2 separate regions of the Mus musculus genome follow, and region 2 is linked to region 1. A link is a loop called in an ENCODE intact Hi-C map of the cell type or tissue named here. Cell type or tissue: left cerebral cortex. All regions are shown on one strand. Links, peaks and the distances in the headings refer to the core of each region. The heading gives the core; the rest is flanking DNA.

Region 1 (5,390 bases), core at 155-5,154:
GCTCACAGAATTTATTGTAAAAGATCTGTTATATAGAAATGATAAAAATAAAGTTTATCTGAGAATAATCATTAAAATGATTCTCAATAGAAACTTTCTCTTTTGAAAATCTATTAAACATTAATTGTTAGTCTAAAAATTAATTGGCAGACTATAGAATTAACACTACCAAGTAGGACAGGAAAGAACAGTGGGTTGATGTGAAAGATTCTTATTCTACATGACTTCTCTGTTCACATACTGCCATACACACTTAAGTATAAGAAAGCCTTTGTCAGTTGTATCATCTCAGAAATAAAAAGGGAGAATGTTACTTGGGGTAAACAGAAAGACCCGAAGGTTATCTGTTAAACCTTGCAAACACCGTTTTATATATAAAAATAATAATAATAAGCCAAGACAGATTTCACTGAACCAAAAAATGAATACAAGATGAGGAAAAAATAGACATTTCAACAGCCCTAATCAACTCTAATTCCAGAGTTACAATAGAGAGCCCAGGCTATGTTGCTTGGAGTTGCCCACTCCAGGGTAAGTGAGCAGATCTGGGCAAGAATGTGGAATGTGACAATGTAATCAAATCTGTGCGATTTTTTTTCCATTTTGTAAATGGAACCTAGAAATCTCAACATATGCATCCATCTATTCATTGATATAAAAATCTAGCTTTAAAATACTATCTCTATTTTAAACCAATCCCAGCTAATTACAGAATGGCTCATTTATATGTAGTTTTCAAATGACTAGTTTCACCACTCAGATTTAAATAACGCAAAAATCAAAGAAAATAAATACCAGATTGAAGACAGGCACCGTGTGCTTTCTCCCCACCCCTGCCTTGCTGTCTGTCTTCTTTTGCCCCTGCTGCCCATATGCATTGTCAGGTTCAATCCACTATTGCTTCCCTACAAATGTGACTGCATCTCCTATGTCAGTCTTGCCCTTTCTGTTTCCTTAACAATCAAATCATCTTCCATGTGCTCAGAGTGCTCATGTGTTGGCTGTGCAGACCTGTGATCGTCTCTCTCTGTCAGTGAGGTAGCTGCTGCAGAAGTGCATGCAGGGCTGCCCTGTGCTGCCTTGCTCACCTGTTTGCTGTTGGACTACATTTCTCTCCTCATGTTTGCTCAATGATAGTTGCCAATGTGATTCTTGCTTAGTCTGGTACTTGTGACATCAGAGCTCTTTAGAAGCATCTAAAACTTTTAGGAATAAATCATTTCCTTCATCCGTGCTCATCTCCTGCCCAAGCCCTGTACACCCAGCTCAGGTCATCTGTGACATTACCTTGCACTGGAGTCTTTATAATAACACAAAGAAAATGTATAGTTTCATACTTGGGTTTCTCATTCCACACATGTGGACTCTTAGCTTGCAGTGTACTGCATGCCTCAACCAGGCTCTGCTTCATGGGCAATCACTGATGATTGACATGCTATGCCCTTAAGTCGATCTACTTTATAATTTGGAATATGTCCACACAGTGTAGTAATAAATGTATGCACTGTCTCCTGCAGTCTCATCCTCTGTCCTTGTGTGGGGTTAGGAACTCTTAAAGTTCACCCCTTCAACAAATTTTAAATATCCAACACGATGTTGCTAGTTAGTGTTACAGTGCTCTCTCTCTCTCTCTCTCTCTCTCTATATATATATATATATATATATATATATATATATATATATATATATATATATATATATATTCCTACTCACATATACACATATGCACACAGACATATCCATACACACATAACCACATATGTATGGTGACATACTAATACAACATCTATATCCCATGCAAGCTGATCAGTTTCTTTTCCTTTGAGCTATATTTCCATGCCTGCTCCCATTTGGGGTATATATCTAAAAAATTTCCATAATGCTCATTTTGAAAAGGTATCTATGCCTCCATGTCCATTTGAACATTTTTCATAATAGTCACAATATGGGAGTTAACATAAGTGTCTGCTGATCATTGAAAGCATAAAGAAAAATGTATAAATTATTTGAAATATTCTCTAGCATTAACAATGAAGGATGTCCTGATGTTTGTAACAACATGGATGACATGACAGAGACGCTAAGTAAAATGAGCCAGGCATTGAAAGAAAGATTCCACATAGGCTCACTAATATGATGCACCTGTCATGTTTTAGGTAATGATTCTGCATCCACCTACATAAACACAGCTACCACTCAGCCTCTGTTGTACACGTATTATTGTATTATTGGGATACAGGGTCAGTACTTCTTTCAGTAAAATGTACCTCCATCCATTACACAGCTACTCTGAGAGCAACTATTTTAGGTTTTCACATTAGAAATAAAATGCAGAATGAGCCAACACGGGGGTTATGTGGAACTGGGGTGCCCTCTACTGTTTTCCAGACTTAAAGCTACGATGTTAAATTTCATTCAATAAAAGGAGAATTGCTAATGAACAAATAGGAATGTGGCCAATAGATCATTATTAACCAGGACAAACACTGCATCCAAAGTTACCCCAATTTGTTGAAAGAACATTACATAGATTTCTGGAATTGAATGTTTCTGTAAGCCTTGAGTTCTTGGTTATCATTCTTTCAGCTCCATCTATGTTGAATATTTTATAACTGTCTTATAACTGTGTTGAGTATCATGTAAACATTGCTGGGGAGAGTGTGACACCACTTCATCATAGGAAGGGAGAAGGAACTTAGGTAATATGATCACACACAAGGGTTTGGTTGGTGATGGCTTGATTTAGAGATAGTGTTGTAACCTAGGCTGACTTCAAAATCACAGCTCTCCTCCAGCTGCCCAGGTACTGGGCTTCTAGGTGTGTGCCCATACTCAGTTTCATTAGTTTTAAGTAATTGATCTTATTGATCATAATTTTCATTTTTATGTTTAAATGTGTTGTCATGAAAGGATGGCCCAAAACACTGAAATAGCGAATGTAGTCTGTCAAAAGAAAAGCTTGACAGTTAATATTTAGTTCATGGAGAATTAATATTCATTACTATGACTACACTATAAAATCAGGGTCACTCCCTTATACAGGAATTTACCATCACTAGGAAGAAGGAAGTTTCAGACCAAAGGAGGAACCAGAATAGATACTTAGAACTATAGCGAAGTTATACCCATACACATGTATTTACAATGGCCTAAGGGGAAGGTGGACTATACAATAGACTAAAATAGGAACTATGGCAAGTAGCCCTTGACCCTGGCTTCTAAGATTAGTGAATCTTAGGTAGAGCTCTTGTTTATCCCAGTTGTTAACAATAAATTCTATCCCAGGTAGTTCCCGTTAGACCTTTTGTGTTTGCATTCCTGTTTTATGTAAGATTCCGGTTACCTCATTTGTACCTTGCGAATATGTCACCCAACTTCCTTATTGTCTTCTGCATAAAAAGTCTGATGCTCAATTTGAAAAATACATCCAGATTCCACACGAAAAAAAAATATTCATTACTATGATAAATACAGAAGTTATTTCATTAGTACATGGTTTTGTTTTTTCCAAAATAGTCCTAGCCACTTTGTGCTCAGCTTTCCACTCACTAATTGTTTAAATCTTCCTGCTTGCATTATGCTGTTTAGTTAAGAGAATAGCAGATGCCTTGGCATTTGTAAATCTAGAATTAACACACAATAAGTGAAAAGCCTATTAAGCTAGTTATAATTTCAAATTGACTGTTTAAAAATTTGGTGATTTTAATTATTATGTTATATTTGCATCCACCATGATGAAAAAAAGTCAGAATAGACAAGTTGCAAGAAGAAAAGGTCCCTTTGAGGAGGAGTCCTAGGGATTTCCGTGGCATTGCCTCTGAGTTTGTGGCTAGTTAGTCCTCTGCAGCTGGGAGGGCAGGGTTTCAGGATGGTGCTCATCAGGAGCAACCAGTAAAAGGAGGGGTTGCCCTCTATTCCCTTTCAAGGGTACACTTCTGATGGCCCAGCACCTAACACCACTCCCCACCTGCCTCACTAGCAGGTAATCAAGACTCTAGAACCCGAATCTTCAGGGGACCTTCAGAATCTTAACTATAGACTACTCAGGGAACTTTATCCTAGTGGCACATCTTCAGAGAACTCAGCAAATGGAGAAATCCATGTGTGCAATTTATCCATCTTAGAAAAGCCACTTGAATGAATGAATATGTTCTATCAAGAAGAATCCCTTGTCTCAGAGTCATTTAAGACTATGGCTAACTATATAGTCATGGTAAGCTCTATTACATGTGTGCAAAAAAGGTAATACTTATATCCTGTTTCTGAAATAATTTTACAGGTTCTCATTTTGGAAAAATCAGAGTTTCTATAATGTGTAAAAGTGCCATTAAGTACTTTGGCCCAACTGGAGAATGGGTAGAGGCTTGGGTGGGCTTTTCTGCTCAGCGCTGTTAAAGAAGGATCCAACAGGGAGAGAGAGATTTGACTGTTCGTGCTGTCACTTAGAAGTCACTGAACAGTCTGTGCCCCACAAAATTTGCAACACCGAAGCAAACCCCAGGATTTCGATTCAAGTCTTTTCTGGTGTTTTGTTTTGTTTTGGACAGGTTAGCATGGATACCAGGAGGGCATAGAACTCAGTAGACTGCACAATAACCTTGAGCTTCTGCTCTTCCTCCTGGGTTCTGGGATTGCAGGCATATGCCAACAGTGCGGGGATTACATAGCGCAGGGAATGGAACCCAGTGCTTTCTGTACGCTAAGCAAGCTCTAAGCTTACTCCAGTGGAAACAACACACTGCAGTAGAGAAAGGAGCTGCCTCCGCGTCCAGTTTGTGTAACATTTGAAAGGGCCTTTTCTTCCCAGTCGTAATTGGTCCTGGCTGCCCTTGTCTCGCATAAACTATGATACTGACATTGGACCAACACGTTAATCAACCGCAAGTGCCCGCTGAGAAGGTAATATCTTCCTTCCAGCCCCCAGAGGGGCACAGAAAAGCTTTGCACCGCCTGTGACCTACTTTTATATCTGCGACCCCATACTCTGTATCTGCATTAAGGATGCTATAGCTTATCAAGGAATGAGTCTTCACTAACGTCCTAAACATGCACTGCTATTGTGAAAGGGTTTCACTGTAAGATCCAGCAATAATTACTCTTCGTGAATTAAATGATGAGGGTTCTCTTGCACCAGTTTCTTTCTGAAAAGAATGGCTGGGTAAATTCAAGGTTGCTCCTGAGTTAGAACAAAAAGTGCTGGCCATCCTACCTGACATAAGCATCCACCTAGGTTACAGATGCTGATGTCAGTCCCCACACCTTGCCTCCTCTGTCCTAAAAGGTGACTAGCGATTATTCCAGGGGGAACCAAATATGCTTCCAATGCCCACAAGCAACTTCAGCAGAAACATGGTCTTTCCCGAAGCGGGTCAGACAGTAGCTCCCATGCC
Region 2 (5,390 bases), core at 391-5,390, 310 kb before region 1:
GCAAAGGGTATAAAAATCAGTAACTGTCCCTCACACGGATTTTGTGGATTTAGGTTTTATTTAATATTAGGTTTTGAACAGTCAGACTCCCACATATTAGAGATTGCAATGGCCACCGAAAAATCAAGTAGTGTCAGTCCATGGTGACTGTCCACATGCCTCCTGGGGAGGGTGGTGGTGCTGCCTGCCTATGTGGAAAAACGATGGCGCCAGACTTGAAGGTGCCGCGTGTGTGGGATTTGGGGGTTATTAATTTAGCAGTTCTTTACTGCTTGTCGTTTTTTATCCTGTCTTCCAAATGCTTCGCTGTGACACCCGTTTACATAACTGCAGTCGGTTTATGGATGCCTGTGATAGAAATAGTTTACAAAAAATATATCATCTTTGTTTTTCTTTAGAAAGAGCTCATCTAAATACTAAGTTAAGGTTGCATCTATGAAACCGGTGCACCTTGTCTTGTTTCTACGAGCTTTAAAAAGTCCAAATCCTGATGAGGCTGTGGATCAGAAGGAACCAAAAGAGACTATTTGTGTCAGGTTGCTCTCCTTGCCTCAGAAACGGTCATGGGTTGTTGTGTGGTGTGTAGACTGGAAGTGTTCCTGCAGAATTCTAGTCAGTCTAGGAGGAGCTGGGTGTGCTTATGAGATATGTCAGTACATAAATAAAGGCTGTGAAGATTTTTAAGTTTCCAAAAGTGAACAGTAGAAACATTTTAGATTCAATCCTAACTTCTAGATAACAGAAAATAGTTACATCACAGAATGAAAAATATGACGTTGCATGCTGCCATGATAGCAAGCAGAAGAAACAAAATCTTGGTAATATATGTAGGTATGCATATTATGCAAATATATTTATATTAACATACAATGTTATAAGAATGGTAACATAACTGCAAGGGGGAAACCACTCTAGATGGTTTTACCTTAGAGTAACAAAGAACCTGAGACGTCTATGCTTCCAGTTAAATAGCAGACCTAGAAATCTGGATGAGATGTGGAGCACACTTCTAGCGATTGAATGTCATTATCAAAATGTGCCACTGTGTTCCCACATGACAGTTAAGCTGGACCCACTTAATGTTAACAGAAATCTCCCATGTATATGGGATGGTGGAGTACTTAAAACGGGACACCGTTTATTCCCAGTGAGTTTTTCAAGATGACTATTCAGACACCAGCGTAGGAGCTACCTACCAGTAAGAGTCAGGTAAGTGCACTGCCAGTGACTCATCTCATATGCTAACCCACTACAGAAAAACACACCTGATGAAACAAGCCCATCACAGAGAAGCCAACAAGCCTCGGTTGCAAACTGAGAGGGTATGAGGTGTACAACTACGGCTGTGGGAGTTCCCAAAGATTAACTAAGAATTCCTTTTGGATTTTTAAGCGAAAATATCTAACTTATGATAATAAAAGACACACTTTGGGATGACTGTGTTTCACGCCCTCATTCTTGAGGCATAATATTTAGATACTTGTCCCTTTCAATTAAAAAAAGAAAGAAAAAGCTATGAGTTTCTTTAATATGCATCCTGTGTTAAATTGTCCATAGTTGCAAAATGTATGGTATGTATGCGTATTTGTTTTATGTACACAGATACTCTTATCTGTGTCCTTGAACATATACACATACATTCTCATATACACGTGTATTTTATATATATGCTGAGAAAGTTCACATATATATACACAATTGTGTGTGTGTCCGTGTGTGTGTGTGTGCGTATGTGTGTGTGTGTTTGTATGTGTACTGGTATAAAAACTTGACAGGCAGGGTAATATTTCACTCAGTGTTAAATGAAGTCTTTGAAAAATCAAGTACAGTCACTCAGTTAACATAGTACAGCCAGTAAACTAAATTGAAGAGAGAAAAGGTGAATGGAAACACGATGCGGGACCATCTGTCTATGGCATTCACATCGGTTAGATCAGGGATTTTGATTTTGAGCTGTGAAGACCTCCTCCGTAGGTGGGTCTTCTTGTGCGGGATGCTTCTGTCTCCCATGTACCGCCCATGCCCTTCCTTGGGCATGCTCTGTTTCCTATACTGGATTCCTGAGTTGTCAAAGGATATTGCTGAATTCCTGGTGTCACCAACGCTGCCTGCAACCTCATTCATTTCATTGTGAACATCCATCGGTGCTAATAGGATATTCCCGTGAGCATCCACCTAATGGGAAGAAAATGTATACTCTTAGGAAGCTGGAATGCCTATCAAATTTTAATATGCAAGACCTGGACAGAATGCTGTTACACAATCATGAAACGTAGCTTATGAGAATCTGTATGTTAATTCCCTGTCTCATTTTATAGGAAAAATACTTTTTTGGAAATTTAAGTGCAGCTTTCAGAGTGTATTTCCCTTATCTGAAAGTTCTTATAGAGAAAGGAAAGGCAGCTTTACCAAATTGATATTTCACATTACACGATCCCTACTGAAGAGAAAACTGAAGTGTGAATCCCTTCCAGATTTTTACTTCTCTGTGAGTGACTGCTTATAATTGTGCATTGAATGGAAATGATATAGTACTCTCTGCCTTGTCTGCACTTCAACCTGTATCATCTAGATTTGGCAACGGCACAATACCCGTGTCACTCGGTCTCCCTTCCAAGTCACATGAGTATTGAATCATCAGACATCTCAACCAGAAATGGAGGTGAGCAGAGCACATGAAAGACTGTTGCAACAGAAGGCCTCATGCAGATAACTTTCATTTGGCTGTATTGTTAGGATTCCTCTTCTTTTTTTCCCCATGCCCTCATGTTAGTTTCTTACTTTGCCTACTGATAAGTTAAATTTTGTCTTAGGCATGAACTGATAGACTGGCAGCGTACATGTAACATATGCTGCCAGCTCTGGTTTCAAGTAGACACAGGGATTTCCTTAGGAAGTTAGCTTGTTCTATTTTGAATGTTTGCATTGGACCCCTGGGCAACCTCTGATAAGTATGCCTATCCTAGCCTGCTAGCCCTTTCTCTGATGATTTAAATTGCTAGATTACTGTGGGGAAGCACAGGGACAATCATGATGGTGTTCATGGTGACTATTGGGGTAGATCCAGATGTGGGTCTCTGCATAATGTGGCCCTAGCAGAAGTCCTCTTTTCCAAGAGCTATGTTTAAAGTAGCAAGTCTCTTTTCACAGTGAAGTCAACATAAAAATAATAAAGTTTTATTCTTTGTTAAATATAGATGCAGACCTTCCACTGCAATGCCATTGATGCATGTGTTTATTGGTTTGTCACAGAATGTTTCAGCAGCCTCCTTATGGCTGCGGGACCATGCAACTTGGGGAACCTGGGCTGGTGTCCCTGGTAAAGTTGCAGTTGGATCATACTATAGTTGCTACAGCCTGGTTCTCTGAGCTCTCCATAATCCCATCTGTGTCTATCCTTTTCCTGGAAGGCTGTACCCCCTTTTCCATTCTTTCTCCCTGGCCAGCCTTCTCCTTTGAGCACTATATTTTTAGTTGATGGATTTCTCCATAAACCTTTAGTTGTTTTATACAATGACTTATTGATATGCTAATTTGAGTCTTTCCAGCTTATAGATGGATATTCCTGTCTCTCACTAAAGGTGTTAAGCATAATGTGAAGGCTGTAAGTCAGGGAGGGGTATTCCTGACCCTTATTCAGGAAGAGATAGGGAACCACGTGAAGAAACACTGAGCAGGTTAAAGAGCCCAAAATCACAGCTACCAACTGCAAAGTATCCAAGGCTCAGGAAGGGATACATATAGTAGAGGCCACCCAGGCTCCTGCCAGTGAGTTGATCACACTCCGGTTTGAAAATACCTCTCAAGGTAACTTAACTATCTGCTACTATTGGTCAATTCTCATGTGCCACAGCTTGTGAGCTGGTTACAAGGGGACTTTGTAGATGTAATTAAGGGTACAGCCCTCAAGATAGTTCATTTTAAATTGTTCGATGGGCACAATATCATCATATATTCTTTTCTAACTATAAGTAGAGAACATTTCTAGCTAGAAGCAGAAGTCAGCAGACAAATATCTGCCTAAAAGGTCAAATTGCTTTTTGTAGGAAGATCTGCAGGAGTAAGTTCATTACGAAGGAATAAGACAGCCCACAGGAACAATGACTGACCCCAGATAACAGTCAAGCAAATTCTATAACACAAGGACATACTTGCCCAGCCACCTCATTGTGCAGTGCTATCAGAACAACTTTGGTTTTAGTCTGTATGATAGAGGCAGACCTATCCTTCCCCTTCTCTTCTGGTACTTTTTACCTAGAAGATGTCTGCCAAAATTGAGCTCTGTTTTACCCTGTTAAATTTGTTTTAATTTGCCATAGCAACTCTATTAAAAAAAAAAAAAAAAGAAAAGAAAAAGAAAAAGAAAGAAAGGAAAACCCTATAGGATGAGGGAAAACATGAGATTTGCATTTGCCTACTATATAAAAGACCACAGGTGAAAAAGATATTTTTTAGGCCAAAGTATGAAGCACATCAAAGACCCAAGAAATCCAGCTAGTTTCTGATACATTCTATGCCTGTTGGTGGGTGGAGTGTGTGCTGCTTTTTCTCTGTTATTGTCATGTTTTCACCATATAATGTTAATAATCAGGACACTTGTTCATGAATGTGAAGATAGATGAGAGCCTGGGCTAAGTAAGGGTTTCTGTTTGTCATGCTAAGAAACTCCAACCCTATGTTTTTAGAATAAAACATAAAACATAATCTCTAAGCAGAAAAAAAATGATATAGAGTACGTGTCAAAAGGATCAAGAAGAAAAGCTGAATGTGAGACGGGACAAGGGAGTCCATCATATAGGTCTCCCTGGCCAATAGCAGTCAGAAAAGAGACCCTAAAGGACAGACAGATGACCTTTTCTGCTTTTGTTCTCTGGGTGCTTACTACAACTGTAGCAGCAGAAGTTCTGTACTTTGTTGATTCTGTTTTGTGTTTGTTTTGTTTTCTGTTTTCTGAAGCAGAGTCCCAGTCTAGCCCTGGCTAACTAACAACTCAGTCTGGAGCATAAAATGGATTCAAACTCATGGTAGTACTTTTTCTTCAGCCTCCTATGTGCTTGAATTGCAGGTTTGAGTCACTAAGCTTGACATTTATCTTGGAAGTTATAGGAAAGGAGAGAGAGGAGAGACCCCACCTAGACTTGATAGCTGAGAGTTATATCTTAACCTTACAGGGACTGAGAAATTAGGATTGAATAGGACTTTGTATTTTCTCTCTACGTTTTTATTTGTATTCTCTTTTTCCCTGGATTGATCAACAATAAACTCCTTTCAATTAAAAGATGTTTGTTTGTCTTCAGAACCAGGAAGACTTCCAGAGACGTCAAACTGAGTTGTTAGTGGTTAATTATTAGTTGTTAATAGTTCAAGCAGGAAGAGATAGCCAAAGCCAC

What was found. A loop is a pair of places that touch in the nucleus more often than their neighbours do. Peaks named below come from ENCODE experiments on the same cell type or tissue, not always from the same donor. Only the 100,000 strongest peaks of a DNase experiment are listed, where the experiment ranks them.
Region 2: a loop joins it to region 1, with 3.0 times the contacts of the local background. A loop is called at or near these places in 3 of 42 quality-filtered maps.

Annotation. Positions count from the first base shown.
Region 1 is chr7:57,510,127-57,515,516 of GRCm38, reverse strand. It overlaps a transcript of Gabra5 not described here. Among named protein-coding and RNA genes, the nearest start is that of Gabra5, 2.8 kb to the right of the region's middle. In left cerebral cortex, for the core only: a CTCF peak has its summit at 2,373 (motif pointing left); a DNase peak (open chromatin) is centred at 2,346; H3K4me3 peaks cover 18 bases.
Region 2 is chr7:57,821,203-57,826,592 of GRCm38, reverse strand. Gabrb3 (gamma-aminobutyric acid (GABA) A receptor, subunit beta 3) reads right to left here. Exons shown (of 9, transcript NM_008071.3): 9 at 1-2,175. The coding sequence ends at 1,834. Among named protein-coding and RNA genes, the nearest start is that of Gm23911, 180 kb to the left of the region's middle. In left cerebral cortex, for the core only: no CTCF peak of the experiment used is centred there; a DNase peak (open chromatin) is centred at 2,605.